Linked DNA regions of Homo sapiens: region 2 is linked to region 1. Evidence: read pairs that join two places in POLR2A ChIA-PET (ENCODE). Cell type or tissue: OCI-LY7. All regions are shown on one strand. Links, peaks and the distances in the headings refer to the core of each region. The heading gives the core; the rest is flanking DNA.

Region 1 (2,912 bases), core at 304-2,803:
AGCAAAAATCAGACCCTGTTCCTGCCCTCATGGAGCTTTCAGCCTAGTGGGGACACCAAGTGTGTGTAATCCCATAATCACACATAACTACAAACCTTGTCCTTGCTCTGCAGGTTCAGAGAGAGGGCCATGACAGAGTAAAGGGAAAGGGAGTGGGGATGAGGGGCTGCTTTATATGGAATGTTCAGAGAAATCCTCAGAAGAAGTCATCTTTTTGTTTTGTTTTGTTTTCAGAGTTGAGGTGTCACTTTGTCATCCAGGCTGGAGTAAAGTGGTGCCATCATGACTCATTGCAGCCTCCACCTCCAAGCCTCAAGCGATCCTCCCACCTCAGCCTCCCAGCTAGCTGGGACCACAGGTATGCACCACCACGCCTGGATAATTTTGTTTATCTTTTGTAGAGATGAGGTCTCACTGTGTTGCCCAGGCTGGTCTTGAACTCCTGAGCTCAAATGACCCTCCTGTCTCGGCCTCCAAAGTGCTGGGATTACAGGCATGAGCCACCAGGCCTGACCAGGAAGTGAGCTTTAAGCTAGAGATCTGAAGGATGTGTGGGAGTTAGCCAGGAAAGAGTAGAGTTCCTGTGCGGGGGGTGGCGGGGGAGGGGACAGAATGTACAAAGGTCACGCAACAGAGAGGAACATGCTTACTCAAGGAACTGAGAGAAGACAGGCATGGAGTGATGCAAGATGAGGCTGAGACAGAGGAGGGCAGGAAGGGGCAGCTCGATGGGGCCAGGGACCAGAGGACACAGGCTCACCCAGACCTGATTGAGGTAGCCCCCCAGTTCCCAAAGTGACTACTGCATGGTTCTGCCTCCCGGGGGCCCTGCACCAAATGGCCCATGTGGACATCTCACCTCTGTCCTTCCAGTTCCCATTCTCTTCCTATCCTCCCCTGCTCTCCCCGCTACTAATCCTTTCTTTACCTCGTCACCATCAGCTCCTCTATTGCTTATCCTCTTCTCGCTTGCCCTCCCCAGCATCTTCCTCATTCACCCTTTTTTTTTTTTTTTAAGGCAAGGTTTCACTCTGTTGCCCCCAGGTTGGAGTACAGTGGCATGATTGTGGCTCACTGCAGCCTCAAACTCCCAGGCTTAGTTGATCCTCCCAAGTAGCTGGGACTACAGGTGCATGCCACCATGCTGAGCTAATTTTTTTTGTATTTTCTGTAAAGATGGGGTTTCACCATGTTGCCTAGGCTGGTCTTGAACTGCTAAACTCAAGCGATCCACCAGCCTCGGTCTCCCAAAGTACTAGAATTACCAGCATGAGCCACTGCACCCAGCCTCATTTACCATCTCCACCTGCTCCCAACTTTTCCAGGAAATCGAACGTCAGTCTCCAAGCCTATCTTCCCCTGAAAAGAAGATAATCTTTAAGTCAGACACAACCAGCATTCATTGAGAGCTCACCATGTGCTGGGCCCGGCATCACTTTCCACATTTTTTTCATTTAACCCTCACAGCAATCTTATCCAATAGCTACTATCATTCCAGTTTTACACTTGAGGAAATCGAAGTGTAGAGACAGTAAGTAGTTTTCTCAAGATTACGCAGCTAGAAACTGGTTGAACCAATACTACCCTCCTGTGTGATAACAGGGACTGCACATTGTCCTGTTTGACAGCGTACTAACTGCACGACTACATTTCGAAAGCCTTAAAAATGTGCACACCCTTTGGCCCATTTCTGAAAAAGTCAACTTAGATGTGTACAGAGGTCCCTGCAGCATTTCTACAATAGCACAGAATTTGGAAACAACCCAAAGGTTCAACAATATAGGGTTGGTTAAATTGTGGGTCATTTAGAACTAGAAACCTATATAACCTTTTTTTTTTTTTTTTTTTTTTTGAGACAGAGTCTCGCACTGTCGCCCAGGCTGGAGTGCAATGACACGATCTTGGCTCACTGCAACCTCCGCCTCCCAGGTTCAAGCAATTCTCCTGCCTCAGCCTCCCAAGTAGCTAGGCTTACAGGCGCGTGCCACCACGCCGGGCTAATTTTTTGTATTTTTAGTAGAGACAGGGTTTCACGGTTGGCCAGGCTGGTCGCGAACTCCTGACCTCATGATCCACCCACCTGGGCCTCCCAAAGTGCTGGGATTATAGGCATGACCCACCACGCCCAGTCTCATGACTATTAAAGTGATCATGTAAAAAAAATTTGATGTCCATGAACTACCATGTAGAAGAAGCAAAATGACAATACTTGTAATTACAAGTATTACAGCATGGTCCTGTTTTTGCAAAAACTACAGTATGTGAATTGAAGTAGAAAACTAACATGCAGAGAGGATCCTTGCGGCCAGGAGTTTGACACCAGCCTGGCCAACATAGTGAGACCCCCCACACACACACCATCTCTATAAAAAATAAAAAATTAGCCCAGAGTGGTGGCATGTGCTTCTAGTCTCAGCTACTCAGGAGGCTGAAGTAGGAGGGTCACTTGAGCCCAGGAGTTGAAGGCTGCAGTGAGCTAGGACCGTGCCACTGCACTACTCCAGCCTGGGTGACAGAGCAATATTCTGTCCAAAAAATAAATAAAAAATGAAACTAGTGTGTGTATTGGAAAGGTAGAATTAAAAATGTTGACAGTGGTTATTCCTGTGATGGGATTACAGTCAATTTTTATTTTCTTTATTTTTTGATGATCTGAATTTTCAAAGGTTTCTACCAGGAGCATGTATTTCTTTTGGGAAAAGTTTTTTTTAAAAAGTGAGGAGGTGTTGGAAACTTCCCATTTATTATGTTGTCATCTATTTTAAAAACAAACATACTACTTTGCTGAGAACGTTTTGAAAATATTTTTTTCCTATTACAAAAGCAATATGTGCTTGCCAAAAAAGGCAATCAGAAAGTACAGACAAGCAAAAAGAAGAAAATAAAAACACATTCCCTCCTACCCAGGAACA
Region 2 (2,912 bases), core at 226-2,725, 77 kb after region 1:
ATCTTGATCATAAGCTGCCTTTTTTTTTTCTTTTTTTTTTGAGACAGGGTCTCACTCTGTTGCCCAGGCTGGAGTGCAGTGGCACATTCTTGGCTCACTGCAGCCTCGACCTCCTGGGCTCAAGCAATCCTCTCACCCTCAGCCTTCTGAGCAGCAGGGACTGCAAGAGCATGCCACTACACCCAGCTAATTTTTTGTATTTTTTGTAAAGACAGGGCTTTGTCATGCTGCCTAGGCTGGTCTCAAACTCCTGAGCTCAAGCAATCCACCCGCCTCAGCCTCCCAAAGTGCTAGGATTACAGGAATAAGCCACCATGCCTAGCCATAGCTGCTTTTTAAATAAAAATTTTAAAATACCTTTTTGTTTTGTTTTGTTTTGTTTTGTTTTGAGCAGGAGTCTTGCTCTGTTGCCCAGGCTGGAGTGCAGTGATGCCATCTCGACTCACTGCAACCTCTGCCTCCCAGGTTCAAGCAATTCTCCTGCCTCAGCCTCCCGAGTAGCTGAGATTACAGGCGCCCGCCACCACGCCTGGCTAATTTTTGTATTTTTAGTAGAGACGAGGTTTCACCATGTTGGCCAGACTGGTCTGGGACTCCTGACCTCAAGTGATCCTCCCGCCTCAGCCTCCGAAAGTGCTGGGATTACAGGTGTGAGTCACCGCACCTGGCCAAAAATACCTTTTTATTATGTACATTTTGAAAGATACACAAAAGTCAAAAAATAATGTAATAACCCCCCTTTTCCATCATGCTACCTCGATAGTCATCAACATTTGGCCAGTTGTATTTCATCTGTCCTCCTTTTTTTTCTGCATTATTTAAAAGTACATCTCAGACATCATGAATCAAACACTTCTTGAGAGCTGATGTGTCTTGTTTATGTTTCTCATGGCCTTTAGCTTAGTATCTGGCCCCAACAGATGAAAATTGTTAACTGAATTAATCAAGGAAAAATGTGATTCATTCATTCAAAAATTCATTCAACAAATACTTATCGAGCAGCCACTATATACCAGACACTCTTCTAGGCATTGGGGATAGATTCTAGTGGAAGGACACAGGAATGAACAAATGAATGAATGAATAAATGACAAAATTTTAATTTTTTTATTTTTTTGAGACAGAGTCTCACTCTGTCACCCAGGCTGGAGTGCAGTGGTGCGATCTCAGCTCACTGCAAACTCCGCCTCCTGAGTTCAAGCAATTCTCCTGCCTCAACCTTCCAAGTAGCTGGGATTACAGGCTTGCACCACCACACTGGCTAATTTTTGTATTTTTAGTAGAGGTAGGGTTTCACCATTTTGCCTAGGCTGCTCTCGAACTCCTGAGCTCAGGCAATCCACTTACCTTGGCCTCCCAAAGTGCTGGGATTATAGGTGTGAGCCACTGCACCCCGCCAAAATGACAAAATTTTAAAGAGCACATTACTGCAGATTACCTGGGGCAAAAAAAAAAAAAAGAAAGAAAGAAAGAAAAAACCCCATAGTGATAAGTGGTATGCAAATAATTAAAACAGGTGAATGTGATAGCAAGTGATTAAGTGGCTACTTAGAACAGGTGGTTAGGGAGAGCCTCTCTGAGAAGGTGACCTTTATACTGCGTCTTGAATGGCAAGAAGGAACCAGCCGTGGGAAACTGAGTGAGAAAAGCAGTCCAGATGGAAAGAATAGCAACTGCAGTGTCCCTAAGGCAGAGCCAGCTTGACTGTTTGAGGAACAGAGAGAAAGGCAGTGTGGCTAGAGTGTGGGGGTGGGGGAAGTGGCAGGAGTGAGGTCTGAGAAGCAAGCAGAGGCCACATCCTGTAGGGATTAAGGGTTTTGTTGAAGGTTTGTCTGGAATCCATTGGAGGCTTTGCAGGGGAGTGATACAATCTGTTTAAAAGATCATTTTGCAGGCCACGTGCGGTGGCACATGCCTGCAATCCCAGCATTTTGGGAGGCTGAGGCAGGTGGATCCCTTGAGTTCAGGAGTTTGAGATCAGCCTGGCCAACACGGTGAAACCTCATCTCTACTAAAAATACAAAAATTAGCCAGGTGTGGTGGCACGTGCCTGTAATCCCAGCTAGTCAGGAGACTGAGGCAGGAGAATCACTTGAGCCTGGGAGGTAGAGGTTGTAGTGAGTAGAGATCGTGCCACCACACTCCAGCTTGGATGACAGAGTGAGACTCCATCTCAAAAGAAAAAAAAAATCATTTTGCAGCCTGTGCAATATATCAGACCCTGTATCTACAAAAAAAACAAAATAAAAAATTAGCTGGGGCCAGGCGCAGTGGCTCACGCCTGTAATCCCAGCACTTTGGGAGGCCGAGTGGGCGGATCACAAGGTCGATTTCATCCTGGCCAATATGGTGAAACCCTGTCTCTACTAAAAATACAAAAATAAAAATTAGCTGGGTGTGGTGGCGCACACCTGTAGTCCTAGCTACTCAGGAGGCTGAGGCAGGAGAATCGCTTAATCCTGGCAGGTGGAGGTTGCAGTGAGTAGAGATCATGCCATTGCACTCCAGCCTGGGTGACAGAGCGAGACTCTGTCTCAAAAAAAAAAAAAAAAATTAGCTGGGCACATGCCTGTCGTCCCACCTACTTGCAAGACTGAGGCAGGAGGATCACTTGAGCCCAAAAGGTCAAGGTTGCAATGAGCTGTGATCACACCACTGCACTCCAGCCTGGACGACAGCAAGACTCAGTGTCAAAAAAATTTAATAAATAAAAATACTTTTTAAAAAATAAAAGATCATTTTGGCTGTGGTGTGGAAAATAAGGCATGTGGTGGCAGGAAGACCAATGAAAAGGCAATTGCAAAAGTTTAGGAAAGAATGATGGTGTTTTAGGCCAGGTAGGAGCAGCAAAGATGGAGAGAAATGGAAGACACAGGAGATGTGTTGGAGGCAGAGTGGATGGGTCTTGCTGA

The links. ChIA-PET counts read pairs that join two places held together with the same protein. Peaks named below come from ENCODE experiments on the same cell type or tissue, not always from the same donor. Only the 100,000 strongest peaks of a DNase experiment are listed, where the experiment ranks them.
Region 2: POLR2A ChIA-PET joins it to region 1 with 5 read pairs; 13 of 35 experiments call an interaction of 5 or more read pairs at or near these places.

Annotation. Positions count from the first base shown.
Region 1 is chr14:75,299,666-75,302,577 of GRCh38, reverse strand. No RefSeq gene overlaps it. Among named protein-coding and RNA genes, the nearest start is that of LINC01220, 6.7 kb to the right of the region's middle. In OCI-LY7, for the core only: no CTCF peak of the experiment used is centred there; no DNase peak of the experiment used is centred there.
Region 2 is chr14:75,222,745-75,225,656 of GRCh38, reverse strand. No RefSeq gene overlaps it. Among named protein-coding and RNA genes, the nearest start is that of TMED10, 48 kb to the right of the region's middle. RefSeq lists an enhancer at 2,140-2,912. In OCI-LY7, for the core only: no CTCF peak of the experiment used is centred there; a DNase peak (open chromatin) is centred at 1,726; H3K4me3 peaks cover 855 bases; H3K27ac peaks cover 1,536 bases.